5 separate regions of the Mus musculus genome follow, and regions 2, 3, 4 and 5 are each linked to region 1. A link is a loop called in an ENCODE intact Hi-C map of the cell type or tissue named here. Cell type or tissue: heart. All regions are shown on one strand. Each heading gives the region's core, and the rest is flanking DNA. Links, peaks and the distances in the headings are about the cores only.

Region 1 (6,083 bases), core at 1,024-5,023:
CTGTGAGGGTCTCATCACTACTCACAGCCACTCTGGTTTTAGGACAGCAACAATTCAACAGTGCATGGGATGAACAGCCCACAACAAAAGGAAATATCTTGGATTATTTTATTATGTAGAAAAATCTACATAAGAAAAAAAAGCTAAAGGCAGTATCATATCAGGTGTCTCTGAATTCAGTACCTAATTTAAAATACTATATTAAGGGCTAGAGAGATTGCTCAACTGTTAACAACACTTGCTCTTTTATAGGGTCCTAGACCTCGGCAGGTCCCCAGACCTTCACACAACCAACTCCATGATGGAAATATCAGTCAGGCTGTGAAACTCAGCACACAAGCAGCACCATCTGTTGCAGGTTATTTGAGCACACTGTGAACCCTACGATTGTGCTATTTACTGGGAAAACCTGTTTTTAGTTGTGGTGTGGCTCAGCCTTAGCACACACCTTTAATCCAAGAGCTTTCTGCTTCAATACTGTAAACGGGATTAAGTAAAGTCAACCATAGGTCAAGAGTTGGAGCAAGCAAACGGTTGACAAAAAGTGAACACAGGGTTATTAAGAAATAAACATTAAGAAGGAGTCAGGAGGATGGATAGAGAGACCAGCAGGAAGTAGAAGGGAGGGGCATTCCATTTGAAGGTTTTTAGAGATATGAGAGAGGGGATTTGTTCTGGATGTCAGCTGAAGAAGAAAGTCAGCTGGGTGCTTTCTCTGCCTTTCTGAGCTAGCAGGCTTTCACCCTAGCAGTTTGGCTCCTGAGTCTTCACTGGTAAAATCAATCGATTGAGATTTTGTTCAAAACAGCTATCTGCCAAAACTAAAACAAAGGCCTAACCCCATCAAAGTCCATAAAGTTCTGGGAAAGTCTGAAACTGTACTAACCTTGCTTTTTAGCTCCTATAGTTCTATCTGGCTAACTGCTCTTCTTAACTGAAGAATAACAACCCAGAACATGGTTTTTGTACTTAAAAGTTGACCCTGAGAAAGGCTCAGGATCCCAAGCACCCAGTGTAGTTGCCATCCAGCTAATAAAGATTGGTTTTTATTGGCTTAAATCCATGTCTGAGCAGTCTTCTCTGACGAGTAACCCCAGCACTCAGGTCCAGAGGCTTACAAATGCCTATAAGTTAAGGTCCAAAATGCCCAACACTCTCTTCTGGTCTCTGCGGGCATCCCTGCACACTTATGTCAGCATAAACTTATACCAACACATGCACACATAAATAAAAATGTAAATAACCTATGGAATTAGCATACAGAGGGAAATTGAAGGTAAAGAAAGTAATGGGCTCCTACCCTCTACCACTGGGTAAAAGGTAGCCTGGATGTGAAGCAAAAGATCCCAGAGACTCTAATACCAGAATACGACTGACTAGTGTGGAACTGTGAGCCACTCACCTCTTCCCCTCCGGGCTGAATTAAAGCATCAGTTAAATGCTAGGTTCCCACCTCACCACCGAGTCACGATGCAAATCTCAGCCCTTGCTTTACTTTCCCGAGGAACACCTACTCATCCAAAGCACCAGTTCAGACCTCAGCAACTCCTTGAAGCCTGCCTACCCGAAGCCAACCTCAGAAGTCGGCTCGAGACACCCCAAGGCCATCATGTTCTTAGCACAGAGATGAATGTGCCCCAGAGGGACAGAGAGCATGGATAATGAACAAAGACAGGAGAGAGGGGAAGAGGACGAAGGGGAAGGAAACAAAGAGGAGGGGAGGAAGGGAATGAGAGATATTTGGGGAGGAGGGAATAAAGGACTGCCTCTGGATGTCGAGGCAGAAGTGGCCCACAGGCAAACGGCAGTTAATAAAGGTAAAAGGGGAAACCCCACAGTAGGATGTGTTTAATTTTAATTGGGCACATTAATTAGGTGAACTAAAGGGGGCTTTTGATTGCTGGACTTCAATACTTTTATAGCTGGACTTTGGTAGTCGGCCTCAGGAGAAAGAAGTGGCTAAATTAGGGACTAGACCTTGGTGGCTAGTGTTAGGAATAAAATCTAACAGTTTTTAGCAAGGCAGAGGGAAAAGGGGAGAAGAGCAAGGTCTGCCAGAACCTTGCCTGCCATGCTGGAACTGGTAGTGAGGTTCCTTCACTACCTTTCCTGGCTCAGATGGCAATAAGGACGCCACCCTCTGGAATTCAAAGAGAGACATCTATCATGGGGCTGTTTGCTTGCGTTTAGTTTCTCCTAGAGCCAAAAGAGTTGGAAGCTCGGAGCTGGCAACCACTCAATAAGATCAGTGAGTGTGTACAGAAGTGAAGGGTGAATAACCGATAGGCGGCTGTTCCAGCTTTTGTAGTTGCTTCACACGCGGTTCTGTCAAGAATGTAAAGTTTGCCCTTCCATTAGTATGTAAAACCACAAGCAACACAAATATGTGGGGGTACTTTGAGAAAATGTAAAGTTTATCCTTTCAAAAATGTTCATTTGTGCTGAGATGTCTTCAATAAAGAGAAACGATGGTTTTTAAAGCAACTCAATGAAAACAGCCTGAGCACTTTGCTTTACCTCTTAGTACTTCCTGATCCCTTAAAATGCCCAATAAATGTTTTCTTTTTAAAAGAGATCTACTTACTATTTTAAATAATAGACGTCTCTATAGAACAATAGAAATATTTATCTGGGACCCAGATGAGGAAAAAGACGAGCAAAAGAGGGTAGGCCAAGTCTATTGTAGTTCCAGGCAGGCTAGTTTGGCTGCTTTGAAACATTTCTTTCAAAAGTTACCAAACTGTTAAGAGTGAAGGTGCACTCTGAGGTCAGAAGTGACGGACAGCTCCCCTTCCTCATTTGGACTGAGTTTTCTTTTTTCTTTTTTTAAAGATTTATTTATTTTATGTATATGAGTACACTGTAGCTGTACAGATGGTTGTGAGCCACCATGTGGTTGCTGGGATTTGAACTCAGGACCTTTCGGAAGAGCAGTCAGTGCTCTTAAACGCTGAGCCATCTCTCCAGCCAGGTCTGAGTTTTCTAAATGGTACGTGGAGACCTCATGTCCTCAGCAGCAAGCATTTCGATTCTGCGCCGGAACCCGAGTTAGGGACTGCGCTGGGGTGCAGCCTCCCCGGCAGGAGTCAGGTTCATTCAGGGAACCGGTTCACACCCCGCCAGGTGAGAGAGGTCTCCGGACTATCAGCTCACGGCTCCACCGCGCAGGCGCGGGGGCCTGTCTCTTCCGGCAGACGCGGCCCGAAGAAAATCGGAACCAGGGCTCCTGGCGCACAGGAGCAGCGGATGAGATTAGCTGAAGTACCACGCTCGGCAAGGCTGGGCCGGTAGGCGGAAGTGGAGGGCTGACTGAGCTGGGGGAACTTTGCCTGGATGGCACTTTCCTGTTCCACAGTCCGCCCCCGCCGGAGGGGCTCGGCTCTGAGATCCAAGATGGAGTTGTTGAGTCGAGCTGAGCAAGAGATGAGTCTGGCGGCCTTGAAACAACACGACCCCTATATCACCAGCATCGCAGACCTCACGGGCCAGGTCGCCCTGTACACTTTCTGCCCCAAAGCCAACCAGTGGGTGAGTGAGGCCCGGCCGGGGACAAGGCCAGCCTGGCCGCTGCCGCCTCTTAAAGGGACCGCGCAGACAGCTGAGGATTGGGGGTGGGGGAGAGAAGCAGGAGCCCAGGACCGCAAAGGCGAGGCCGGGACCTCTCCCAAAACCGGGTCCGGAGCCAAAGAGGTGACCGGGGCACGCGGAATTGAAAGAATGTAGCGGAAGGAGTAGACCAGAGACAGAGCAGGGAAATCGGATGGAGGAGAGAAACGAGGCAGGATCAGTCTTTTTGGGTCGGTTCTCGGGGCTTGAGGTTGCATTGGTAAAATATGAGACAAGTTAATTTTAACAAGTGAGTGAAAGCCTGTGTTTGAAGACTTTGAGGACTCTTAGATACATGTACTTGATGGAAGAGTCCGCTCCTCTTTCCCTGCCGACCTAAATGTGATGGTTTGGATTTGAAGCTTTAAAAATCAGCTTCAGGAGTTAGACCAGCTTTAGTCGAACTACTCTGTATCTCTGGAATTTGAGGAAAATTTTCAAGGCTACTTCAGTAAGAACTGGATTCCTTGGAGACGTTTGCAAGAAAAAGAGACCAGTGCTAGGACCTTTGATGGCTCCCTTCTTTTGGGATTGTGTGAGTGGCATAGAGTTGCAGAAGTTACTTTGTCTACTCGCAGATTCTAGTTAACCTCAACTCGAAGCACCTGTGTACACGGCCCCTTTTCTTGTGCTCCGTTTTTCCTCATTCACTCATTGGGCTATACAGAGGTTCGGTTTTAGAACATTAAAGCTCAACACCTGCGCTGAAAACCCGAGTTAACGCTGTTGCAGCAAAAGAAAGAATACTAATGTTCGATTTTCTTGTTTATTTCTTGTAGTACAGGAACTCAAACCCAAGACCCCCTGATAGCAGGCAGGCACTGTTCCTCTACCACTGGGCTATATACCCACCCCGAGTTACAATTTCTTAGTCACATTTTCAGTTGTTTATTTTAAAACCCTACCAAATTTGCCTAAGGCAGAGAATGGTTTCTATCCATGATTCTTAACAAAGTTCTGAAAATAATAAATTGTGTTTGGTAACCGCAAAATGTGTAACTTGTGAAAATATTCCTAAATCCTCCAGAAATGAAACAAAGGATCTTATAAGAAAATTTCCCAAGGGTAGGGATTTAGCTCAATGGTGCACAGCTGTGCATCATGAGCCCCAGGCTCTGAGTTCAACCCTGGTATCAGGGTTGAAGAAAGTTCTATTCTTTTTCTATAAACTTCCATAGACTGCTTAAGTTTGTTTTGTTTTTTTATTTTGGTTTGGTTTTTCTTTTTTTAAGTTGCAGTACACAATACCTTGACTGTAAATATTAAGATACCTAATTGAAAGGTTTTTGTGTTTACAAAGATAAAACTGGGGCTGGAGAAGTGGCTCAGTAGTAGCTACGAGCATTTGCTGCTCTTCCTGAGGACCTGGCTCAGTTTTCCAGCATCCCCATGCTGGTTTATATCCATCTGTAACTCTAGTCCAAAGAGATCCAATGCCCTCTGCTGTCCTCTGTAAGCTCCACACACACATATGTTACAAAGACATATGTATGCTGACAAAACATTCCTGCACCTTTTTTAATTGAAAAAAAAAACTTAATACATAAAAATAATAAGTAAAGCTAAGTGTGTGTGTGTGTGTGTGTGTGTGTGTGTATGTATGTATGTGTGTGTTTTCCTTTAGCTGTTCCTTACTGGTGGAAATAGACATAGGCTACAGATGAAGACATATTGTTGGATTAGACATTGCATACACTTATATAAACACAGGGTTGAATGGGTACACAATTTGTTTAGAGTTTTAAAAAGTGGCATGGGTTGGGGATTTAGCTCAGTGGTAGAGCGCTTGCCTAGCAAGCCCAAGGCCCTGGGTTCGGTCCTCAGCTCCGGAAAAAGGAAAATAAATAAATAAATAAATAAAAAGTGGCTTGCTTTACCTGCTCAAAAGTGATTAATTTGGAGACTAAAGAGACAGCTCAGCGGATGAAGTGCTTGCCTCCCAAGCATGAGAGCCTGAGGCATTCACATAGAAAGCTGGGCATAGTGCTTGCACTTACAATCCCACACTGGGATATGGAGCCACTTAGGATCCAACACTGGAGCCCGCTGACCAGCAAGTGTAGCTTAATTGTCCATCTTCTGGCCAGTGAGACCCCCGACTGGAAGGAATGACACCTGAGAGTGACCACTAACCTCTACACAGTTATACACGAGCGCCGGCATGCATTCCCGAGAGCACATACACAGCTGATTCCACCGTAAATAAGACAAGTTGGCCTGAAAGTGTGTCTGCTTCAGCTGAGACCATTTGGCATTGGATTATTTGTGGAAAACTAACAGAGTTATTGTCTGTTACAGGAGAAGACTGATATAGAAGGGACGTTATTTGTATACCGAAGGTAAGTTTCTTAAGGGTGTTTCTATTTCACTTCAATGGTGATGATCATTGTCGTGTAGCATGGTCAGTTTCTATTGTGTACCTGTGTTTGGAACCTTCCTGTCTTTCTCCAGTTTTCCTTCATCCAAGCAGTGCAATC
Region 2 (6,083 bases), core at 986-4,985, 70 kb after region 1:
TGCCTTTAATCCCAGCACTCCGGATGCGGAGGCAAATGAAACTATGGGAGTCTGAGGCCAAGGCTGGTCTACAATGTGAGTTATAGGTCAGTTGAGGCAACATACAATGAGAGAGAGAGAGAGAGAAAGAGAGAGAGAGAGAGAGAGAGAAGAGAAGAGAAGAGAAGAGAAGAGAAGAGAAGAGAAGAGAAGAGAAGAGAAGAGAAGAGAAGAGAGAATGCACCTAGAATGGCAGTCCCTGCCTCAGACCCTGACAATGAGAAACACCCATAGAAGGGCTTTACTGGCTCGGGGTCCACCAGGGACAAACCACTGGGTAGGAATCAAAGCTCTCAGTCCTCTGGCTCAGCTTTCCCTACACTGGGAGGAAGGTGGATACCACCATGCACAGCTGAGTTTTGTGTTGTTGCATATGTGCTTCTGTGAGTGCATGTGTGTAGAGGCCAGAGAACCTCAGGTGTCACACTTCAGGTGTCACTCCTCCTGTGCCTTCCACCTATTTTTAATTTAATTTATTTTTGAGATAGTGTCATTAACCTGGAGCTTGCTAAGTTGGCTAGCTAGACTCGCTGGCCAGTGAGCCAAATGAATCTACCTGTTTCTGTCTTCAAGGTCACATACACCACATCACCGGGCTAAATCTAGGTTCTCATGCCTGGGTCCTCTGTAAAAGTAGCAAGGACTCCTAACAACGGAGCCATCTCTCCACCTTGGAGCTTAATGTTCTTAGAGCAGGGCAAGACACTGGTGTGCTGACATGGATGGGGTGGGGCCACAAGAACAAGAGTGGGAGAGAGGCTAGAGGGTTCATGTGCTCAATTTCATTCCAGTAGTGGAGGGAGACCACGGAGGGACAATGGTGGGAAGCAGCAAGAGTTTCCTCTGGCAACCACAGGGAATATGAACAGGGGGCTCAAAGAATCTTGGATCTGAGGGCGACAGGGGAACAAGAAGGGAGCTGGTGGCCAGGTTGGAACCCAAGGTCTTACTCCCAAGTAAAATGTGATTCATGAAGTATTGAATAAAGACCCTTGGACTGGAGAATTACCCCCAACAGTAGGATGTTGGCAGAATCAGGATTCTGATTCCAAAGGTGACCTTGGGGACCAAAGGCACTGAACTATGGCTGAAATCCATCATGAACTGAGCCAACCAATGTGGAACCCCAGGATAAAACAAGATCTTAGACACCTACAGCGGCCAAGAAGAAGAGTTAGGAACATCTTTACTAATATGGGTACATAGCAGTTAGCATTTTTTTTACTGTTATCACATGCATATATATATATGTATATGTGTGTGTGTGTGTGTGTGCATGTATATGCACACACACACATATATATATATATATGTATATATATATATATATATATATATATATATATATATATATATATATATATATATATGTATATATATATATATATATATATATATATATTACTAACTATAACCCACTCAGTCTGTAGAAAGTTACTGGTGTGTATGTTTTCAAGGTTGACCATTTGGTATTGGGTAACCACTTGGTATGCTCTTTCTGGGAGAAGACTACTTCTCCCACTCTCAGGATTCCTTAGTTGCCTGTAGATCTTTGTGTAGAGTTGAAAGAGAGCAAGGATGGATGTATGGAAGGGATTGGAGGGAGGAAAAGGAGGAGAGAAATGTTGTAACTATTTTATAATTTTAAAAAGGACATTCAGATATATAGAAATGAACATTCAGAAATAAAAACATATACCTCTCTAGCTTATGTTTCCATTCCCAAATAGATTATAATTTTCCACTGTGAAGAAGAGGTGGAGGAGGAGGGGGGAGGAGAAGGGAGAAGAAGAGAACAAGGAAGAGGAAGGAGGAGGAGGAGAAGAAGAAGAAGGGGAGGAGGAGGGGGGAGGAGGAGGGAGAAGAAGAGAACAAGGAAGAGGAAGGAGGAGGAGGAGGAGAAGAAGAAGAAGGGAAGGAGGGGGAGGAGGAGGAGGAGGAAGAGGAAGTTAACATCAGTGTCATTGGACAGGTGGAGAAATGAAGAACTGGACTAATAATCACTGCCCTCAGGTCCATGGGGTTGGAAGGCCCAAAGGCTTCTGAGGTTTGTTTGCCTCCTTGACCTGTTGGTGAGCAGAGGACAGAGGTGGCACTTGCCTTGCCAAGGATCTGATAGTGGAACACTCCGAGACCACAACACTCCAGTCCCAGGTCCAGCCCTTGGCAGTCAGGCACTAGGAGGGCCAGCCTCTTTGGGCAGAGCCAGCAGAAGCCAGGGGCTGTAACAAACCACACTGGCAGTCTCACTGGGACACCTGGGAAACAGGCCAGGCAGGGAGCGCTTGGGGGAGGGGTGCTCACTTGCACAGGGCCCATTGTCTCATGACTCTGAGTTTGAGCTCTGTGGAGGACACAGAGAGGACCTGGACCAAAGCTGTACTGGTGCCTTCCTCTGCCTCTGCCCAGCACCCACTCACAGGCTTGCCTTTATATCCTCTCTGTAAATTGCAACAACCTCCGCCTCTGGAAACGGTATTGACCCGAGTGTGTGTCATGGATCCAATGAGACAGATCCAACGAGACTGTGAAGGCAACGCTTTCTGTTACAGCTGCTCAGTCCTCTCAGCTCCACCAGATCTGGTAAGAGCAGTAGGTGCTAACTGTCTCTACAGAGGCAAACCCAGTAATCTCTCTGAATCCACTCTTGTCCGTTGGCTCTAGTAGTCTGAGACCAGCATACTCCTAGTAACTTCTCAGTATTACCGTTTCTGGCAGTGTATATTTATTCTCATGTCTGGGATCTTTTTGGACTGAGGATAATCTGCTGCAGCGCTACCCACCAACCCTGTAATCTCAATCTAACCTTGCCAAGCCTCAACCTTTTCCTTAGAAAAGTGCAATTACTGATTAGTATCTCTCTTCTCAGTCCTACCCAAGTCAGCCGCGGAACTCTGAGCCATGCTTAGAACCAGGAATAGTGGCGAAGTTACTTTGTTGCTACTGTTTGTGTGTGATTAATTCCAACAGGGCACTGTGCTGGGAGAGAGCCCCCAGGCCTGGCGACTTCCGAGAGTCCACTAAATGCGGGGCGTGGCCAGAGGCCACTCGTCGGCCTGGGGTGATTCGGCGCCCCGCCCCACCTCCGCCCCGCCCCCCATGGGCGGGTCCTAAGGAGTCTTAACGCGCCCGCCCGCAGCACCCGTCCTCGGTCACTGCTGGTCGCTTCCTGAGCCGCTGCTGGCTCTGTGTCTCTGTCCTCAGCGTTCTCGTCCTCGTCCTCGTCCTCGTCCTACCACGCCATGGAAGGTTACCATAAGCCAGATCAGCAGAAGCTCCAGGCCCTGAAGGACACAGCCAATCGCCTGCGCATCAGCTCCATCCAGGCCACCACCGCGGCAGGCTCAGGGTGAGCGCGCGCTTCTGGCGGGGCTGGGAGCCGGGTCCCGCGGCCTCCCTGGCTCCGTGTCGCGTAGCACGATGTCGCCACGAGGGCGCGGTCAGATGGCGGAGCCTTCCGCTGCTCCGGAGCGGCCGGGTTCGACCGCGTGGGCCTCAGGTCTCGCGAGCACCTCCAGCCGGCCCGGGCTTCCCGGTTCTCGCTGCGCCCGGGCGCGCCTCCTCGCTCTGCGGCTGCAACCCGGAGGCCACCATGACTGCTGGCGGGAGAAACCTGAGCACGTGTGGGCTCCAGCTCTCCACCAGCATGTTGGTTCCACTGGTTTGCAGATGGGGAAACTGAGATTCCGGCTTTATATCAGTTGTCCAAAGTCACAGTGAGAGCTGGAATTTCAGCCCTTGCAATGTAGGCAGAGAATGTGTGTAGAGCCCACCATTTTGCAGTAGACTGGGGGCCCACCCTTCTCTGCATCTCTAACCACGCTCCCCTCCTCGACACTTCTTGCCTCTCCTGCTATGTGTGGGCTGGGGTCCCGGTGCTGCTGAAGACTCCAGGGTGGGGGCAGGGAGGTGACGATGCAACACCAAGAGAGGCTTAGACCCGAGCAAGGAGGTTGGAGTGCGAGTCTGGGGAGAAGGGAGCTTGTAGAAAGAAGGGGCGAGGCCCACGCGAAATAGGAAGTTCTGGGCTAACGGTGTTTGCACACTGGGTGGTTTCAAGAAATTCTAAGGTCTCCATTGGGCCTGGTATGAGACCTTGAGACAGAGAGATCTGGGCTTCTTGGAATGGTTTGGGGTTCTGGGGAGGGAGATTTTAGGAACCCAGACAAACTGTGAGCTTAGAACAAAGACCAGGATTCTGGATTTTGGCCAGTTCCATACAGAACATATTATTAAAGGAGTGCATTTCTCTTGCCTTTTACCGTGGGTTCCTCCTTACTTAGCCCTTGTGCTTTTAAGACGGGATGTCCTCAGAAGGTTTGAACTGGGAACCCTTTGCCACCCAACTTCCCATGCATACTTTGGACCTGTTATCTGTCTTGGCTTTAGATTGCTGCCTATGATAGAGGGTGCTCCCTGCCCAATTAAGAGACCTGACTTCCTTTTCTCTGGATTTCCTCAGTGTCTGGCAGAGACACTGTCCTCTCTACCTAGCACAGAGTAGGTCTTCACATCCACATCGTTTATTACTTGTTCTTTACTGGCCCCTACATCTCCCTCCAGGTCTGAAGTCTAATCAGAGGGTCAAAGTAGTTGACTGGCTGGTACCTATGCAGCTGAACATTCTACAATGCTGGATACGCATGTAGACCTTTCCAGGATCAGGGAGAAACTAAGTGGGTATTCCTGGGCCACACAGCGTCCTGGGGTAGCATTCTGATAATCAGTTTATACATGAAGACACTGAAGTGTAGTACGTTGATTTCCCCAGACTGGTAATCAGTGGCTATTTAGTACTGCCTGCTGGGGGCCTGGCCTATCAGAAAGTCCTCTTGGGCACATGGGCGGCATCAGGCTGGAGGAGCAGGGAAAGCCAAGTTCAGTTGAAGAGAAACTAAGTAACATTTATGGCTCTTAGGAACTTCCAAAGCAGGGGTGGTCTCCAGGGGAAAAGGTTGAAGGTGGCTACAGAGTTACACTGTTTACATTGTAGCCTTAGGCAGTCATTGAACTCTGAAAGAATCCGTGTACAAATGGAAGTGGTGGGTATCCCATGCAAAGGCTAAGTGTACGGGTTGCCAGTTCGGTATATATATTTCCCTTGCAGAAAAATACTACTTGGAGAAATCTTGTTTTTCAGAAGGGAGTAGCATTGTTCCTCAACCCCTGTCACAAGAATGATTTTGAAATGTGTGTGCAAAGAGTGTGTGCGTGTACAGAAAGTGTTTGGGGAAGACTTGAGATGTGAATGTATTTTGGCTGTGAATGTTTCTTTGGATGCTCACTACAGTGAGAGTTCATAACGTGAAAGCAGGCTCAGTTCTGAAGTTCTGACCCAGTCAGTTGCAGACAGCTGAACTGGCCACCTAACCAGTCTGTTCCATCTTTTTGAACAATTTTGGGTGATGGTTTCAGGATGGCAAGAAGTCCTGAATGAACAGACTTCCCGTAGTGCCTCATCAGCACTGTAGACAATAGACTTACTTCACCAGGCCACAAAAATGAGTCCACTGGCTTCTGTGTGGGGAGCTGGGTGGACAGTGCGTCCACGGGTCAGACTTTCCCGGGTCTTTTTCTGCATACAGAGGCGGCTGTGGCAGAGGTCCAACTCATCCAAGCTTTATCAAAGAAACTCCAATGGCGTTGTCAGAAGTGGCCAGGTTGCTGTGGCTGCTAAGTGTTCTCAGCCCTCACTTGCAGGGCTAGGTTGTGTTAGCCAGATGGAGGCCAGTGCCACCTGAGGATGCATCAGAGTTGGGCCTGACTTAAAGGGGAAGTAGTCTGAGCTTTCAGCTAGTCCCTTAGACTTTGAGGAGAGTGAGTACCTGGGAGGATAGGGTAGACCCAGCCCTGGCTTGTGAGCACAGGAGACAGATCTAACCTAACCTGTCTCTGTTCTGAACAGCAGATGTATTTGTCAGGAAGTTTCTTAGAACTTCCATTTCTCCATCTTTAAGTGATGGGATATTACAAAAGTGGTTAGCCTTTTTTTTTTTTCATTATTAATTATTACAAGATACATGAGGCTGTCTAACTTTACAGAA
Region 3 (6,083 bases), core at 1,149-5,148, 510 kb before region 1:
TGGTTATTTATTTTCTGGTTTTCAAGTAGTCTCACATTGCTCTTTCAGATGACCAGAGTTCAATTCCCAGCACCCATACAGCAACTCACAAACATTTGTAGCTCTAATTCCAGGGGAACCGATGCCCTCCCTGGCCTCCATGGGCATCAACTATGCAAGTGATACACAGACACACACACACATATATATATACAGGCCAAACACACACACAAATTTAAGTTTAATTAATTCTTCAAAGCCAGACATATTCCCATCAAATATAAGTGAGAAATTGTGAAAGGCTTTGCACGTTGAGGAAAACCTTAGGAGAACTGAACCCAAGAAGAGCAGTAGGTAGAGAAGTTCTCCTTAGGAGAAACTGTGCACATAAGCAAGAATTCAGGAAAACAAAGGGTCTATTGAGGAACTAGAAACCAGAGAGAATAATCTAAGTGGTATCAAAGGAACCTCCCACAGCTAACCAGGGCGTTATGTGGAAGGTGGTGGCTAAAAGGCTAATGAGCAGATTGGTGAGGCTGTATTGAACTGGCAGCCAGAAGTAACACAGGTTGAAACACAGGGAGGCTAGGGATAGTTTGGGATATCACTGCATTAAGGTGCAGGAATAAAATCTAAAGAGGAATGAAGAGGAAGTAACTGGCCTGAGATCCGGGGTTTGCTCCCTTCCTTGTGTGGCTACTGGTGCTGTTTGTTTGTTGAGACAAGGTCTCACTGTGTAACGCCTGCTGGATGGAAACTTGCTATGTAACTCAAACTGACCTCAACTCACAGGACTGCAGCCTAAGCCTTCCAACTGCTCGGCTTACAAGTGTGCACCACCACACCTTGTACAGGGGTACCAGGCGGATGAGGTTCCTGATCCCTTAGCGTTTACTAATGAAGAGTGACAACACTAAATAATCAGGTTAGTAATTCCATGTTGTGATAAGGACTATGAATAAACTGACCAGAGATGAGGAATCAAGGAGAGACACTCAAATGATGACACTCGGGCTGACAACTGAAGGGGAAAGGATGGGGAACTGTCGGTGAGTCAGTTAACGTGTTACAGGAAGAATAGCTATGTGCACGTTCAGGGAGATGAAAAGACTTAGGGCACTCACAAAACTGTAAAAAAAAAAAAAAAATTATTGCCAGAGTGTGTTTTGGGTGGGAATGTGTAGCAGAAGCTAAAATCAAGTGAACAGGTCAGGCTATATCAGTGGATACTGAAAAGGACCTAGTTTGTAAGAGCAATGGGAGATCACTACATTTTAGTGTCTAAAGGGTTTTAAGCAAAACAAAGTTTTGTTTTGTTTTTTTTAAATAAATCATTCTTGTTGCAGTCTGACAAAAGTATAACCAGGGATTTCAGTTAGAAGGAAAAGAGAGCACAGAGAGTGAGAGGCAACGTCATGGTTTAAGCCCAGGTCTAGAAAGGCCCTTGAGAAAAATCACGGACCCAGGTTGGGAAGAGAGCTCGGTGGGTAAAGTGACTGCTACACAGACATGAGGGCCTGGATTTTAGAATCCCCAGCAGTCATGTAAAAGCCAACAGTGGTTGCACACAACTCAGACCTATCCTGGAGGATGAGACAGGCAGATGGCCAGAGCTCCCTAGCCAGTCCAATAAGGTGGAAAACACCCAACTCTCCCTTTCTGTACTGACTGCACACCTCATTCCTCCCTTCCCCTCTCCTCACCCCCACTCCCCGCACCACAAAGGAAACACAACAGGGGCAGCAAGGAATTTTCTTCAAACTTACTGGATGCCCAAGACCTGCCTTCTAACGCATATGTCACGTCTACAATGCTGACAAGCAGAGGAAATTGTCATTCTGAAGTTCATTTGATTTTCCCTAGTTGTGTCTCTACAGCTATTAAAAATGCCACTTCTTAGCTGGGTGTTGGTTACACCTTTAGTCCCAGCACTTGGGAGGCAAGAGACAGGTGGATCTCTGAGTTCAAGAACAGCCTGCTCTACAGAGCTAGTTACAGGGCAGCCAGGGCTACACAGAAAAACAGTCTCGAAAAATAACAAATTCCACTTCTTGAACTTATACAGATCCACCTGCCTATGCCACATGAGTACTGGTATAGGCCTGGTCTACAAAGTGAGTTCAAGGGCAGCCTGGGATACACAGATCCCAAATCAAAAACAAACAAAAACAAGACAAAAGACAAAAACAAAAACCAGCTGGGTGTGGTGAGGCTTGTCTTTCATCCCTGCGCTACGGAGGCAGAGGCAGGCAGATCTTTGCGTTTAGGGCCAGCCTCGTCTACAATGTGAGCTCAGAGCCAGGAATACAGTGTGAGTCCTGTTTCAAAAAAGCAAAACAAATAAACTGAGAGCAGAAATAACCGGCTTAAAGGGAATACGGTCCAGAGGGACTTAAAAGTGAGTTCAGCAAAACCTGATGGTTAAAGCTCTTCATGTCCCAGACACCGCCTCAGAGCCTCTCCCTGCCACTCCAAAAGACAGCAACACATCTGGAAAGCTGAGGAACGTTCCGCCCTCCAAGCCCTTCGAGCCACCTCGGACCCGAACCCTGCGCGTGTCTGCCAACTAGCAAGCAACTTCCGGTCGGCAGTGCTGTGGCCTCAAAGACTCTCGGTCAAACCGGAACCAAGTGAGGGGGGTGGGGAAAAGGACCCTCAAACAATGTTTCTCCTAGACGTCATATCCGGTCTCCTGACTCAGGCAGTATCCACGCCAGCGGAAGTTACTTGTGTGACTGGGCGGAACCTCTAGTCAGGAGTGGTCTCCCAGCAGCCAATGGGCTCGACCCACCTCTAGCCTGACTTGGGTCTGTCAGTGGCCTGTGACGTACAGGGCGGGGCGGGAGGCTAGGTACGGCGACAACAGGGGCGTCCGGTCTTCTCTGTCGCTAGGAAGCAGGCAACCGGAGGGAAGATGGTTTACATCTCGAATGGTGAGTGAGAGCCTTACCCTGGGCCGCTTCTGTCCTGACTCGCCGGGTCCTGAGCTTGGGGCGGCCTCCCCCACACCAGTGGCCGGAAGGAGTGGGAAGCGGAGGCGGTGGGAGCCGAGGCGCAGCCCAGAAGGTCCCCGGGTGCCGCTGGGGGACCCTGAAGCCTCCTGGTACAGCCAATTTTCCGATTGTGGGTTTGCGATAGTGATCCCGGGCGCGGGTGTCCTTAACCCGGGAATGACAGAGACGCTAACCCGGTCCGGATACAACGCGCTTTTGTTTGGGCCGCTAGAGCCGCGTTCTTTGCCTAGCATCTCTTTCATCCTTGTAACTGTTCTATTCAGATGGTGTATTTCTATCCCTGTTTTTCGGATGCAGACTGAGACATAGATTGACTAGCTCGCTAAAGATCACAAAGGCAATATGAAATTTAGGTTAAATTGAACTCAGGTTGGCTCCAGTATTACCTACCATACTGCCTCTATAATGCGTACAATAATGATGGCGATGGTGGTGATGCAGGACTAGCAAGAATATGAAAAAAATAAATAAAATCTGGAGACAGGGTCTCACTTTGTAGTTTTATCTGCCCTGTAACTCACTGTGTACGCTAAGGTGGCCACTAACTCCCAAAGATCCTCCTGCCTCTGACTCCGGAGTAGTGGGATTAAATTAAAGGCAAGCACCACCACGCCAGGCAATACAAAAGTTGTGACAGATTTTTCTCCCCTAAAAGTGTAGCTAGTCCTAAGCCCAAGACTTTACCCAGTTTGAAAGAACTTGGGAAGCAAGTCTCCAATTACTGGAAAAGAAAAAAATACAGCCTGAGAAGGTCGTATCAGTGCCAGAACCATCTGCCCACCTGTGTGACTTAGGTGAGACTCCTTGGCGCATTTCTACAAGACTCTCTTGGGGCCCTGGAAATAGGTGTGGTTGTATCAGATTCATCTCTGTATCTCTAGAGAGTAGGGCGATTAGCAGAAGTCTTAGGGCTGAGAGCACTTTGAATTTCTCGGCTTTTTTCAGGATTTCACCTCCTGATTACAAAGCTTTGGGATAGGTGGTGTGATGGGCACTACAGGAAGCATCATCATTCCATCTTCAGTTTCGAGCGCTCGCAGATTCTGTTATTTGCAATTTAGGTCACTAGCTCATACAGCTATGCACTCAAAAGTGATCAGTGTTCTTCTGCTGCATCCATCTCGCCACTAAAATGTCATGTGCATTTTACCAGTGAGAAGGAGATGGCAAAGAGATGCCTAGAATGAGTTCGCCTCCGAGAATTACATACTGAAAGTAGACATCTATCGAAGGAGTGAACGCTAGATCCCAGAGTTTGACTGCACTCACAGTGGACCTCTGATGTTGACTGGCTTGAAGAAGCCAACAAGTCAAAAGCTGAGCTCATTGGTGTTGCTCCGCTGATTAAAGGCAGCGCCGAGTTGTGGACTTGTGGCACTTACCTCAGTTTCTTTCTTTAATTCTGTAGGTCAGGTGTTGGACAGCAGGAATCAGTCCCCATGGAGAGTGTCTTTCCTAACAGACTTCTTCTGGGGAATAGCAGAATTCGTGGTTTTCTTGTAAGTATAAAAGCATTTCTTTAATTGAGACCAAGTGTTGCTATTTAGTCTCATAGCTGGTTTAGTGTTATAGAGAGTCTAAGCTGTTCTGGAAGTCATTGTAGTCACCCCGCCTTAGCCTCCTAAGTGTTGAAATTACAAGAATGTGCCACCACTCCTGGTTCTGAACTTTTAATGAAGGGTTAGTTGATAATGGGGAAAAAAAAATGTCGACTTCTCAGGCATTTTAAGCAGTTCTGTATTAGATGAGGTCTCAGGCATTTTAAGTAGTTGTGTATTAGATGAGGGGTGGTGTCTGACCATTACGTGCTGTGCTACCTAAACTGCCAGCCAGTTACTACCAGGTCTTACTTACCCTGAATTGAGTAAATATTTGAATGTCTCCTGTTTGGAAAGTCATGAGTAGATAGAGAAGGATACGTCCCCCTTTCATTGAGTATTGGGCTGGCAAGTTTTATGTCAACTTGACACAAGTTAGAATTACTGAAAATAGGAACCTCAATTGAGAAAATGCCTCCATAAGATCAGGCTAGAGGCAAGCCCGTAGGACATTTTTACTTAGTGATTGATGTGGGAGGGCCCAGCCCATTGTTGATGGGGACACCCCTGGGTTCTGTAAGAAAACATGCTGTGGGGAGAAAGGCAGGAAGCAGCACCCCTTCAGCATCAGCTCCTGCCTCCAGGTTCCTGCCCTAGTTGAGTTCTTCTCCTTACTTCCTTCAGTGATGGACTATGACTGTGGAACTGTGAGTCAAGTAAACCCCTTTCCTCTCCAGCTTGCTTTGGGTCCTGGTGTTTCGTCACAGCACTAGTAACCCTAACTAAGTATATTAGTACTGTCAGTTTTCATAGTCAGTGTAATTTAGTATATTCAGTATAATATCAGCCTTCATATTGCAGGGATAGTGGATGAGTGCCATTGTGGAAAGTGCACTTGAGGAAGTTACCCAAGGAGGGACAAGGCCCTGACTTCAAAGTTACCAGTGCAAAATTTAATTACTTTTGCAAATTTTACCTATATTGTTTACTGTTTTGCCTTAGTTTAACCCCTCCATCTAAGAAGTTAGAAAACTGGACTAAGAATGGCATACACTGTTAATCCCAGTATTTAGAATTCAGTCAGGTGGGATTTAAGGCCAGCTAGGCGTCACACATAGTAAAACCTTGTCTTTAGGGGGAAAAAAGGAAATTGCATTTTCTGACATTCTGAGTAGTTCTGTGCCTCTGACTATAATACCCTTATCTATTCCCTCCGCAAGGTGATGTCAGGTAGGCTATAGGCAGAGGAATTGCAGGCATGGTGAATGTAAGACACTGTTAAAAACAGAATAAGTTAGTTGGGGTGGGGCTGATGACTGTATGATACTGTAAAAATAGGTAATGCTGACACCTAAGAGGAAGAATGACACTGACGAGGACTCTGGTCTCGTGCTGTCTACAGGTGTCACTAGCAGAGGAGAAATGCAGGGGCAGGTGGCTTGGTATAGAACACGGCACGCCCTGTTTTAGACATATGCGTATGCTAAGTTTGTCCAGCTGGCATCAGGAACTGGAGGCTTAAGCTAATAAGTTGGGTTAGTCACCGTCTTGC
Region 4 (6,083 bases), core at 738-4,737, 95 kb after region 1:
ACAGGACTGAGGCTGTAGCAAGCTGGGCCTGAGAGGTCAAGAAAGCTCCACCCAGACAGGGTGTCTAGGCAGCTGGGTGTGGTGAGGTGGCTTTTATTCTGAGAAAGTCACTCTGGCTACAGCTCTTCTCCCCACTATCCCAAAAACCTTTATGTTAGATCAGATATCTGAAGTCTTCCTTTTATCTTCAAAGGCATAGGAGGATAAGAGCCCCATAGTCTGCTCTAACAGTCGGTCCACAGGGCACCCAGCTGACCACTATCTCTCCCAAACAGGAGAGAATAGGGAGAAGAGCTATTCTCAATGGTGAGAGTAAGTGGACAGACAGCTAGCCACCAAAGAGTAGTTCTTCTTAGGCCCAAGACGCCCCATTCGGGATAAGGGGCCATTGGAGTTCTGTTCTAACACAGGGGAAGCTCAGTGCCAGCCTTTCTCTTAGCCGCACTCTGGTCTTCCCTTGCAGATAAGATCAGCATCCGGGTGCTGGATCCCTTCACTATCAAGCCCCTGGACAGGAAACTCATCCTAGACTCTGCCCGAGCAACCAAAGGCAGGATCCTCACCGTGGAGGACCACTACTACGAAGGTAACTGGGGCTGCACCAGCCTGGCGAGGGAAGGCCAGAGAGAGCAGTAGGGGAGGCAAGAGGTAGACACCACTTTAAGTTCCTCTGAGGACAGTCCGCCTTTGCCACTCACGGCCTGGCAGGGGCTCGGGGAGTAGAGCCAGCCGGCAAATGGGTTAGCTGGATCCCTATACCAAAGCCTAAAGCCTCAGAAGAGGCCAGGTCTCAGCTATACTGATGAAGGCTCTGGGTTTTCTGGCCACAGCTGAACTCCTGGGCCTCGTATCAAGGAGGTAAGATGGCTGGACAGGAACAAACAGGAAAGACAGTACCGAGTGTCTTCTTGAGTCCTCTATAAGTGCATGCCTGTTCTTACAGGAGCCTCTGAGGAGAGACGAGCTGAGACTCTAAGGTCAAATGCACAACTTGTGGGAGTCAAGCTGACCCCCAGCTGTACCATATGTGTGCACACACATACTAGATAAAGAAGTGTTTAAAGTATTAACTCAAGGAGCAGGGAAGACCCGGCAGTCACATAGCCTTCGAAAGCATCTATAGGTCCCCAGTGTCCTCTCCTGGCCTCTGAGGGCGTGGAGCAAGCATGTGGCTCACAGACATGCAGGAAAAACACTCGGTACACGTTTAAAAACAATTTTTTTTTAATTACATAAAGCTAAATGTTGAGGCTAAATCCCAGGACTCAGAAGGTGAAGACAGGTGAATCTCTGAATTCAAGACCACCTTGAGCTACATAGGGAGTTCTAGGCCAGTCAAAGCTACAAACAAATAGATGTAGGGCTCTGATGGTAGAGTCCTTGCCTTGTGTGCATGAAGCCCTAGGTTCAATCCCCAGCACTGTGTAAAATCAGGCAAGTGGCAAAGAAAAAGTGACAAAAAGAAAGTGCACATCTGGACTTAGAATAAATCATGGGAACCCTGGTGGATTAGTGATGTCTGCTCCGGCAAGGGCTGTGTCTTTGTCATCTCTGGCTCAGGACTAAGACCTCTCTGACTTTCCTCTGCACAGGTGGCATAGGAGAGGCAGTGTCTGCTGCCGTAGTGGGTGAACCTGGAGTGACGGTCACTCGCCTGGCTGTCAGCCAAGTACCACGAAGTGGCAAGCCAGCTGAGCTACTGAAGATGTTCGGTATTGACAAGGACGCCATTGTGCAAGCTGTGAAAGGCCTTGTCACCAAGGGCTAGGGAGGGCATGGGATGCTGGGTGGGTGAACTACACATTCCAGGGAGGTTCTGGCAGAGGTGGCGAAGGTGTACTGAGTGGGGAGGTAAATATATGTTTTGAGAAAAAAATTAATCCTCAGACTCTTTTTTTTTTCCTGTGATATAAACATATCCAGTGCCAGTATGAGAAGGAGACTGGGGAGAGAGGGAGAGAGCTGGCTCTCTAGGCTTGGGGTCAGGATCTAGGTGTCCCCTGGATCTAGGTGTCCCCTGGAATCCCCTTCTCCAGTTCAGCCTCTGCAAAGCCACAACTGCTCCCACCAAGTCATAACTGGGGACACTCATTGCAGCCTGCCTTTTAGCCAAACTAGGATCCAGCCCCTTCCTTTGCCAGTGTACCCTAAATGACACCATGGAGTTCCCTCCTGCCTTATAAAACCTTCCTGGGCCCTCCATAGCTGCACCATGGCCCCCAAGGTCCCACAACTCCTCCTTTTATGGGTGGTCACTGCTGTTTCCTAGGAATTCCGCAGTGCCCTTAGGGAGGATGGGGCCCATTTGTTGAGCTATGTGCATGTTTGCCCTTTGTCGACAAACTGCTCAGCTAGCGAGTTGCCTGGCCCGATCCTTCCATGCCAGGGAACTGTATGGTACCAACTCCAGAAACAGCAGAGCAGGTAGGTTGTCTCAGGGAGATGACAGAGACTCCTCAGTGGGTGATCTTAGGGCACACCCTGGGAGGCCTTGAGCTCCGCATGTCAGGAACTCTCCTTCACTGAGAAAAGAAGGCAAGCCATCTCCCTGTCAGGACAATTGAGGAACTTCTCAGCCACGAGTTTTGAGTCTGGACATAACTACAATATGTTATGTAGTTCTGAACAAAAACAGTAAAGCTTGGGTGCTTGGTCACCACCTGGTGGCCATTTATGGTACTACAGTGCTAAGCACACCCCTACAGAGGAATCTGAGGAAGGAGACTAGGGATGGTGTTTTCTGAACTCTGTAAAGCTCACAGCAGGTGGAGGTGACAGTGACATTACTGAACTTTGTATGCATTTTACTTAATCCTTACTACAAGAAACCACTTTAGAAGGCATTCCACTTGGCTGAGTGCTAAGGATTGGTCTATGTATTGCAATGCTAAATTCTGTACCCAAAAGTCTACAGGCTTTTATTGTGCAAACCTTCTTCCTTAATTTAAAACTATTGTTTAAATAAAATGGCTACAGTCAATTACTGGAGGATTAGAGGTAGGTGGGATTGGGAGTTGAGGTGGTGGGGGGAATGGACCTTGAGCACATGGCCAAGAGAAACTGGCAAGTGTCTGGGGCACACGGCTGGGGAGGTAGCCAGGCCAGCAGTTAGGAAAGTAGATTAGGGGTTACCCCCCAGTAATGGTCAAATAAAATAACCATTCATTTATAACCTACACGGAGATGAGCTTAAGTTGGCTTAACTACAGCCCAGTATGCAGAGTAAAGGACTGCACCTCGGGTTTTTGTGGCTACCATTTTTGTCCTTGTGGCCTCCTTAAAGGGGATGCTATGTAGTCAACCATATGTAAAAGTCCTTGTCCTGTAGGACGATGGAAGGTGCCTGCAGCTTAGTGCCCTTTGTGTCAGCAAAACTGCTGTTCTCCCTAGAGGTTATAGGCTCATGAAAAGATGTTTCCAGAAGAAAATGGGACAAGTACTCCCAACCGTAGCACCGGAGAGGGTCTGCTGCACCCACCTGCTGCTGCTTGTCTGTGGGCCCAGGGATGTGCAAGGCTGAGTGAGGGGTGAGGGATAAGAACTAGAAATGCCAGTGCCTGAGCTGGTGCGGTGCTCTGAGGATTTCACAGGTGCCTGGGCCAGGCAGCAGAATTGTACATAGATGGCTTCAAGGAGCCTGTATGAGGTTCCTAACATGGCAAGAGGTAGGGGTCTGGGGAACATGTGACTTCCAGAGCAGAGATGGGGAAGGTGGCTTCTCTCACCTTCAGGCTCTCCACGGCCTGCACTCTCTTGAGGAGATGGTTAAAGCTTAAGCAGGCAGCCAGATAGATGCCTGGGGAGTAAACGGGCAGAGGTGCTCCTGAGGCACAGTCACCTAAACTCACTCAGTCTACAACATCAAACACCTGGCATTTAGGGAGCCAGGAACTCTGAGGAGTAGGTGAAGCTGCTGTGGGTTTGGTTTGGTTTGGTTTGGTTTGGTTTGGTTTGGTTTGGTTTGGTTTGGTCTGGGGTTTTAGTGAGAAGCCTTCTAGAGTGTGCTGGAATCCCAAATGCCTAGGCCTCAGGAACCTGAGGAAGCCTTTACTTCTTCCTCAGCCCTTGGGACGGTGAGAAGACCGCCATGAGCACCTGAGGCTTCCTTGTAGCTCCTGGGCCTGGTCAGGGCCAAGGCTCAAGGCTGCACAAAGGTAGGACTTTCCCTGGGCCAGCGAGAGCCTCCTGTAGCCGGCTGAAGCAAGCAAGGTCTCCTGTCACTCACACCACGTGGGCACTGGGACATGGTAACAGGAAGAAAGTGCCTTGCTCATTTCTCAGTCTTCAGCTGCATAGGTGGCAGGGCTGGGGAGCCTCGCAAACCTTCCAGATCACAACTGTAAAGGAGCAGCTCTCTCCAGTCCTGCCTCCAGTCCTGCCTCCATCCTCCTGCACTGTGGAGGAAGAGTCCTCTCCCCAGCCTCCTGTGCCTCATCCGTTGAATGGGAATAAAGGCAGCTCCCTTGGGCTGCCGGGAGGATGAACTATGATACATTCCACAATACCATCAGTACACTGTCCGGTAAGGGCTCAGAGATGTTGCTTTTCAGAGCAGTTCATTCAGGGCAAGCAAGTAGCCTTTAGCACCAGGTTTCCGGTGACTACAGACATGGGGCTGCCTACAGTTAACAGTGAGTCAGGCCCAGAACTCAGGAAGCTGCCCGGCATACTTAGCTGTTAGACTTTAAGATGACTGTTATTAACATTGCCCTGTCAAGTTTACTGAGATCCATGCTGTACAGTTCACCCTTTCAAAATAAAAGTCAATGGTGTTTTAGTAGACTCACCAAGCTGTGCGACATATTATCACCCCTGAAGAGGGAACATGCGCCTTTTATCCACCATCCCCCTGGCTGCCATCCACATTTCTGGCTCCAAGGCTGGGGTGACATCCATCCTCACCTCTCCCAAGCACCCCTTCCTTCCTGGGTGTGTGCACGTGGGAGGAATCTGGACCTCTGCCCCTCGAGTCCTCCCTTTGAGAGTGGGAAAAGGTGAAAGCCATAGCGGTCTCTGGATGAGAATCCCGAAATCAAGCCCCTCGGGCAGGGGGCTGGGATTTATTGACATGTGGATTTGCAGTATTAGTCACAGAAAATAAGTTAAGTATAAAATACAGGCAGGAGTGTTAGCCACAATGCCAGGGACTCCGGTGGAGTCAGCTTAACAGATGAAAGTCTGAAAGCTTTCTCATGAGAAAAAAGTTTCAAGGAAACTTTCTCCCGGATCTTTGGCTATTTCCCTAACCCATAAAATTAATTTTCCAAATCCACTTTAGTCTAGTGTATGGATCCACGTGCACTCTATATAGCTTTACCTTATAGTAAATGCCTTTTAAGATTGTATTCTAACATAGCTAAAGCCTTTTCCCAGTGTTCTTAGACTCCAGATAGCAGCAAGGAGCTTTACCCATTCAGTAAACAATTAAGCACTTGCCATTTTACTCAGCAGTTTACAGATAGAGACTAAAATTCTCACTGAGATAGAAATTCTTATTACAGACTACATTCCATGCCAAGAGCAAATTAGTATACTATACTGAAATTAGACAGTCTTCAGATATTGATAAGAATTAACGAGGCCTAGAGAATTTTGGGGTCAGTGACACTACATTATTCTTGAGGCGTGTCAAGAGTTAACTACCCTGAGGCAATTAACTCTAAGTGTAAAACTCTTGCCTGGCAGAAAGTGCTAATCTCTAATGTAAACATTTATCTGGTCCCTACAAATTCCCTTTGTAGTCACTCCCCTTGCTTCTGTGCTTATCTCTGGTGGTGATATACATTTATCTGGTTCCTTTTGAAGTCACTCCTTTTGCACCTGGAATAATTCAATGTGCCTTGTTCTGCAATTTATTCTGTATTATAAAAGTCTGATGCTCGACTGGTAAATTACATTCAGATCCAACACCACTCGTGTGTCTGGCTGTTTGTCCCATCCTAATCTCTGCCCATCTACTCTAGAGACTCTTTCCTACGCAGGCAGAAGGGACCAGAGGGCCTGCGGCACCACAAGGTTTCTCCAGCCCACGTGGTGGCTCAGTAGACGCCCTCAAGCCAGGCTTCTTGACCCTCTGTATGGTG
Region 5 (6,083 bases), core at 2,084-6,083, 500 kb before region 1:
AGCACTCGGGAGGCAGCAGCAGGTGGATCTCTGAGTTCGAGGCCAGCCTGGTTTACAAAGTGAGTTCCAGGACAGCCAGGGCTACACAGAGAAACCCTGTCTTGAAAAATAAAGATGGACTGTGCTAAACTGGACTTTGTGTTGGCTTACTGAGACAGTCGCATGCAGTCCAAACTGACCTTGAACTCAAAATGCTCTTGCCCATCTCAGTTTCATGGGATCCCAGGGACGCTCCCCACATCCAGCTCAGGTCATTTGACTCCTGTGTTCTCGCCGTCTTCTGAGGCTTACAGAAGCACACTTCTCGTGGAGCTTCATTGTAGCGTTGGAGAAAGTGCATAGACAAAACAACTGCACACCAACGGCCCCTAGGTCTAAGGAACCATAATGAAATGACACCCTGGAGCAGGGGTGGGGAGAGCTAAATCAATCCAGCCAGACACCACACTGGAAATTAGGTATGTGGGCTGGTGATAAAGCCAAGCTTTGACATTGGCTGCCAAGCCTAACTGACCCTACTCCTAGGACCTGTGTGGGAGAAAGAACTTCTTAGAGTTATCCTCTCACCTCCACATATGCACCTTATGCAAGAATGTATACACACACACACAAAACAAGATCAAATATAGCTTCATAGACCACAGGTATGGGAGGGGGGTGGGTGGTCCAGGCTTGCTCAGTAGGTACGAGCATAAGATGTGCTCTCTTGAGGACTTGAATTCAGATCAAAGCACTCATAGAACAAGGCTTGGCCAATACCTTGTGCTCACCTGTAACCCCAGGTGTCAGATAGAGACGGGATCTCGTGGCTCAATGCCTATCAGCTGAGCTCTAGGTTATTGAGAAATCCTGTTTCAAAGAAGTATTGTGGTGCAATAAATGAGGACAACCTGATGTTCTCTGGCTCTGTGGGCATACAGCACACGCACGCACGCACACACACACAAATGATGAGCATTAGATCAAGTAAAGTCTTGGAGGTGGTTGGCCATAAACTGAGGCAATCCTCCTGAGTGTTGGAATGGCATGTATACGCTGCCACAACAGACTAGTTTGCAGTAAAACGCTGAGCAGCTGTAGGGATAGATGATCAGGAACTGGACTAGACAGGAACCCCATCTTAGAGGCTGCTGTTGTCATCCAGCGGGAGTTGGCTAAGTAACAACACATTCAAAAAAAGTGAATGAATTCAAGATAATTTTAGTCACTTGACTATTTGTGATGGCTTGGGTGAGCAGCCAAATTACATATCTGATTTATTGTTGGGGGCTTGTCATGCCCTGTCCCACCTCCTATGGTGAATGGGAATTAGGAATTACATATTTGCCAGGAGGTGGTAACACATACCTTTAATCCCAGCACTTGGGGCCAGAGGCAAGAGGGTCTCTGTGAGTCCGAGGCCAGCCTGGACTACAAAGTAAGATCCAGGTTCAGCCAGGGCTTCATAGAGAAACTCTGTCTCAAAATAAAAGACAAAAAACCAAATCTGTATTTAATCTTAACTTTGCAATGATTTGTAGAAATCTTATGTATAGGTATCAAATGGGTAAAGGCATGAAGTTCAAATAAGTTACTCAAGGAATATGTCAAGAAGAGACCGAGTCCCAAAGAACCCAATCAGAGGCCGATCTGAGCAGGACCAACGAACTGAGAACTAGCAATATTATGGAACCTCTGAGTGAAGACCTGTGGAGTCAAAATGAGACTGATGAACCTCAGACTCGCGCGGAGCACTCAATTTATTAGGGTTAAGTGAGATAGCTTAAGCCTTTAACTTCTGTGAGTCTAAATAGGAAGTTCCAGGCTAGCCAGGGCTAAAAATAAATTTAATTGATTAACTGTATTACACTGGAGATGTAGCTCATTGGTAATAGGAACATGCTCACTATTCAATGGTGCCTGGGTTCAATCCCCATCATCACCAAAAACAAAACAAAAACAAAAACAAAAAAAAAAAAAAAAAAAAAAAGGAAAAACCAAAACTCCAACCCTGTCATGCCCTCCACGTTCCCAGAATTCTCTAGGGGCGACGCCGGTGGCGGCCATTTTGACTGTGGGCAGCCAGGGGACGCCGCGCCTGCGCAATGGTTCTCCTCTGACTGCTGTGGCGTCGGTGTCCCAGAGCCCCGGGGCTGGTGGTGGTCCACGGTGGCAGAGATGACCCAAGCCGAGAAGGGGGACGCGGAGAACGGGAAGGAGAAGGGCGGGGAGAAGGAGAAGGAGCAGCGCGGCGTGAAGCGGCCCATCGTACCCGCGTTGGTCCCCGAGTCGCTGCAGGAGGTGAGGTGCAGGGGGCTGGCCTTGGTTAGACCACTGCTAGCCTGGGCCTCTGCTGCTGGCCGGAGCCCAGGGTCCGGGCGGAGCCGGAAGCATCCGGGTCCCCTCCCATAGGTTCCTTGTGCAAAGTAGCGCGGTGCAGGGCAAAGCCAAGGCCGCGGTGCACAGCCTCCAGGTCTCAGCTATAAGACGTCACGATTTAGCAACGGCCTGGCTCTCAGGGACGCCAGCAGATATTCAGGGATGGTTAGGGCTCTAACCAGTTTCTTTGTTTGCAAATCTCACAGTGCAAGTCATTTCACGTTTAAAAGCAGGAAAAAGGTAGCCTTTCCTTAAATAGACATGAATAATATGGCAATAACAGCACAAGTTTAAGTAAACAACTTGGAGCAGCATGGCTCACACTCTCACTCACCAGGGCTTACTGATAAGTAAAGGAAATAAATTCCTATAGGGAAATGGGCCACGGCAGTGCACAGCTCCCAGAAGAAATAGGGAAGGATCGGCCGTTGAGGATTTCCTGTGGACCATTTCAGAACCTTCTTCCTCTCCCATAGGTGGGTTGAAATATCTAACTGGTAGGGCTGCAGTAAAATGCATAGTGTGGTGTGTGGGATAGGCTAGTTCAGAGGACCCACAATGTCTCTCTTCCAGCCTCGACAGGAGGGCAGAGGTCCCAGGAGGCTAGAGATTTAGGGTGAGGTTAGAATGGTTTTAGAGCTATGCCAGGTTTATCTGCATTTCTCAACCTGTGGGTCGTAAGCCCTTTGGGGGTTGCATATCAGAGATTTATATTATGATTCGTAACAGTAGCAGAATTACAGTTACGAAGTAGCAACAAAATAATTTTATGGTTGGGGGTTACCACAACATTAGGAGCTGTGTTAAAAGGTTGCAGCGTTAGGAAGGTTCTGGGGAAGAGAGACTTGGATCTGGAGAGGATGTGAAGGATTGGAGACATAGCTGTTTAGAATAGAGAAAGACGGTAGAGATTTTCAGTGTCCACACAAGCTCGTAACCCAGCGTCTTCATCGAAGCTAGTGGAGAATTTTGGAGTGGGACGCTAACTTGATGGCGTTGTGCTACAACGTTTTCGTTTGCAGAGCTTACACTTGAGAGCCACTCAGCTGAGTTACCAATAAAAAGGAAAAAACAAAACCTTACTGTTTTAAGCACGTCCAGGTTTACAGTTTTATGGTGGATTTCAGATTGAACAGTTAGCGTTCTCTAAGGCCGACAGTTCTACATCCAGGCTGCCTGACTAACTCTGGCATCCTCACAAGAACTTGATGAGGTGTAGGGGGCTGCATCAGAGCAAGTGGCAGGCTGAATTTATAGCATATCTTCCGGTCCCTTTTCTACACTCCAGTGAGTCTCGTCACGTGCTTTGACTATCCCATACCCTCTGGGGCACTTGTGCTTCATGGACGTTTCTCAGTCTTGGGTTAAGGAATGAATAATTTCCAGGAAATGATGAGTGGGGCATACTACTAGGTTTCTTTCCTAACACATTAAAATACATAATTACTAAAATAAAAATTGTCCATACTTAACTGCATTTTCTATTCTTTCTTTCTTGTTTGTTTGTTTATTTGTTTGTTTGTTTTTTCGAGACAGGGTTTCTCTGTATCGCACTGGCTGTCCTGGAAACTCACTCTGTAGACCAGGCTGGCCTGGAACTCAGAAATCTGCCTGCCTCTGCCTCCCAAGTGCTGGGATTAAAGGCATGCGCCACCACACCCGGCTTCTCTAGATGTTCTTCGTTCACGTATATACTGAAGCCCGTGGGTTTTTGATAACGTCCAGGTGTCCCTCATGTGTTTTGCCCTTTCGATTGGCAGATGTCCTCCATAGCACAGTGACACTGACAGCATGTACTGAGACTGGGTAGGAAACAAGACAGACACGCCCTCTTCACTAGGGTTTGTTGTACGTCCTGGAAAGGAGGAAGGCTCTACGATCATATAATGAAGGGACCATCACACTTACTCTGGGTGATGTTTAATTCATTCCTGAGGGGAGGAGTTAGATGGAGCTGAAGGAGAGAACCTTGCCAGCAGAGGGAGCTGCGTTGCTGAATGCTCCAGAGTTGTTGAGTTTTGTCATCAGCAGAAGTCTGGATTGAAGCTGTGCAGAGTGGCACATGTGTAAAGCAGAACTTGGGGTCTGGGTTGAGAGGGTTTGGTAGACTGAAAGGACAACCATTCTAGAACAAGGGCTGGATGGAGCAGTTTAAGCCTTTGTATTTGTGAGCCACAGAAATGTTGTGAGAGAAACTTACGCGGCGAGGTCAGCGTAAAGGAGGTACCGAGGACTTGGGCTGGGATTGTGGATCTCAATTGTGGTCTTGTTTTCTTTTAATAGAAACTCTGTGGGGGTGGGGGTGTGTACACATGTTAGTGCAGTACCCATGGAGCCCAGAAGAGGGCATCAGATTCATGAAGTTGGAGTAAGTGGTAGTGCGCTGCCTGATGTCAGTGCTGGGAACCAGTTTTCTGCAAGAGCAATGTTCTTTACTCTTGAGCTGTCTGCCTGTTCCAGATTCCCTGCTTACAGAGGCATGGCCAAAGTCTCCTTCCCATACTCTTGCTGAAACTTTGAATGCCTCAACAAGTTTGGGGGGTGGCGGGCAGAAGTTTTCCCAATCGAGCTTGAATTCTTCCCCCATGAAAGTTATAGACTTAAAATAGCTGTTCTGTCCAAGCCACAGCCATTGCCTTACTCCTTTGGATTTGTTCTCGTCATCAGTTTTCCTTCACTGTGCTGACGTACCAGGACAGTTGCGAACTCTGACTTTGAACCCCAGGCTCTTGCCAGATCAGGCAGACAGCAGGCAGAGAACCTAGGTGACAAGCCCGTGTTGATGAATATTGCTTCCAGCATTGTGAAGCAGGACTGTGCTGATGTTATTTTCTCCCTTGAACTCCTCAAGCAAACTTGAATGATCGTATTAGTCATCGCAGAAGCTGTCTCAGCTAGCCAACCCCTAAGCTGCCTGGAGCTTCTGGGTCTAAACAACTGGAGGAAAGGCGAGCCCTTCCACTTCTCCTCAGTCCCCTGTCTTCTCTCTCATCTGAGTGTATTTCTTTTTTTGTTGTTGTTTTTTTGTTTTTCGAGACAGTTTCTCTGTGTAGCTCTGGCTGTCCTGGAACTCACTCTGTAGACGAGGCTGGCCTCGAACTCAGGAATCCGCCTGCCTCTGCCTCCCAAGTGCTGGGACTAAAGGCGTGCCCACCACGCCCAGAGGTACCGAGTGTATTTCTTACTAAACAGAAAGTTCTCTGATAGTAGAGAGTCAGCCTTTACTACCATTCCACCTACGTTTTCTGCCATACAAAAATGCCCAATAATTATGTATTAGTTTGCACTGGAGGACTTTGGTTTCATCCATATAAGTAAGGATTTGTGAAGTCTGTGCCGTGAGTCAGCTCAAAGGAACATAGAGAATTTGCATTAGAAGAACAACTGTAATCGGATGTCTCTCAGCTCCTTACTGAATGGTTTTCTGGCTTTTCCGTCCAGTAGTCTGTGCTGCCTTATGTCAACTTGACATGAGCTGAAGTCATCAGAGAGGAGGGAACCTTAACCAAGAAAATGCCTCTAGAAGATTGGGCTATAGGCAAGCCTGTAGGGCATTTTTCTTAACTAGTGATTAATGTAGGAGGGCCCAGCTCATAATGGTTGGTGCCAACCCTGGGCTGGTGGTCTTGGGTTCTATAAAAAAGCAGGTTGGGCAAGCCATGAGGAGCAAGCCAGTAAGCAGCATCCCTCCATGGCCTCTGCATCAGTTCTGTCCTGTTTGAGTT

Evidence for each region. A loop is a pair of places that touch in the nucleus more often than their neighbours do. Peaks named below come from ENCODE experiments on the same cell type or tissue, not always from the same donor. Only the 100,000 strongest peaks of a DNase experiment are listed, where the experiment ranks them.
Region 2: it touches region 1 in a loop (3-fold over the local background); 4 of 42 quality-filtered maps call a loop at or near these places.
Region 3: a loop joins it to region 1, with 4 times the contacts of the local background. A loop is called at or near these places in 6 of 42 quality-filtered maps.
Region 4: a loop joins it to region 1, with 6 times the contacts of the local background. A loop is called at or near these places in 5 of 42 quality-filtered maps.
Region 5: a loop joins it to region 1, with 2.5 times the contacts of the local background. A loop is called at or near these places in 9 of 42 quality-filtered maps.

Annotation. Positions count from the first base shown.
Region 1 is chr14:30,476,289-30,482,371 of GRCm38, forward strand. Dcp1a (decapping mRNA 1A) reads left to right here and starts at 3,277. Exons shown (of 10, transcript NM_133761.3): 1 at 3,277-3,528; 2 at 5,905-5,945. The coding sequence starts at 3,334. It also overlaps a transcript of Cacna1d not described here. In heart, for the core only: a CTCF peak has its summit at 3,318; a DNase peak (open chromatin) is centred at 3,273; H3K4me3 peaks cover 2,088 bases; H3K27ac peaks cover 1,521 bases.
Region 2 is chr14:30,545,993-30,552,075 of GRCm38, forward strand. Tkt (transketolase) reads left to right here and starts at 3,139. Exons shown (of 14, transcript NM_009388.6): 1 at 3,139-3,388. The coding sequence starts at 3,282. In heart, for the core only: no CTCF peak of the experiment used is centred there; DNase peaks (open chromatin) are centred at 2,309, 3,139 and 3,919; H3K4me3 peaks cover 2,749 bases; H3K27ac peaks cover 3,020 bases.
Region 3 is chr14:29,965,625-29,971,707 of GRCm38, forward strand. Selenok (selenoprotein K) reads left to right here and starts at 2,756. Exons shown (of 5, transcript NM_019979.2): 1 at 2,756-2,912; 2 at 4,402-4,492. The coding sequence starts at 2,894. In heart, for the core only: no CTCF peak of the experiment used is centred there; a DNase peak (open chromatin) is centred at 2,707; H3K4me3 peaks cover 2,525 bases; H3K27ac peaks cover 2,362 bases.
Region 4 is chr14:30,571,745-30,577,827 of GRCm38, forward strand. It overlaps Tkt (transketolase), which reads left to right. Exons shown (of 14, transcript NM_009388.6): 13 at 464-586; 14 at 1,593-2,980. The coding sequence ends at 1,768. It overlaps Mir3076 (microRNA 3076), which reads left to right and starts at 405; the gene lies at 405-464. In heart, for the core only: no CTCF peak of the experiment used is centred there; a DNase peak (open chromatin) is centred at 2,657; H3K27ac peaks cover 437 bases.
Region 5 is chr14:29,976,309-29,982,391 of GRCm38, forward strand. It overlaps Actr8 (ARP8 actin-related protein 8), which reads left to right and starts at 2,029. Exons shown (of 13, transcript NM_027493.3): 1 at 2,029-2,280. The coding sequence starts at 2,158. In heart, for the core only: CTCF peaks have their summits at 4,358 (motif pointing right) and 4,667 (motif pointing right); DNase peaks (open chromatin) are centred at 2,093 and 2,343; H3K4me3 peaks cover 1,248 bases; H3K27ac peaks cover 1,159 bases.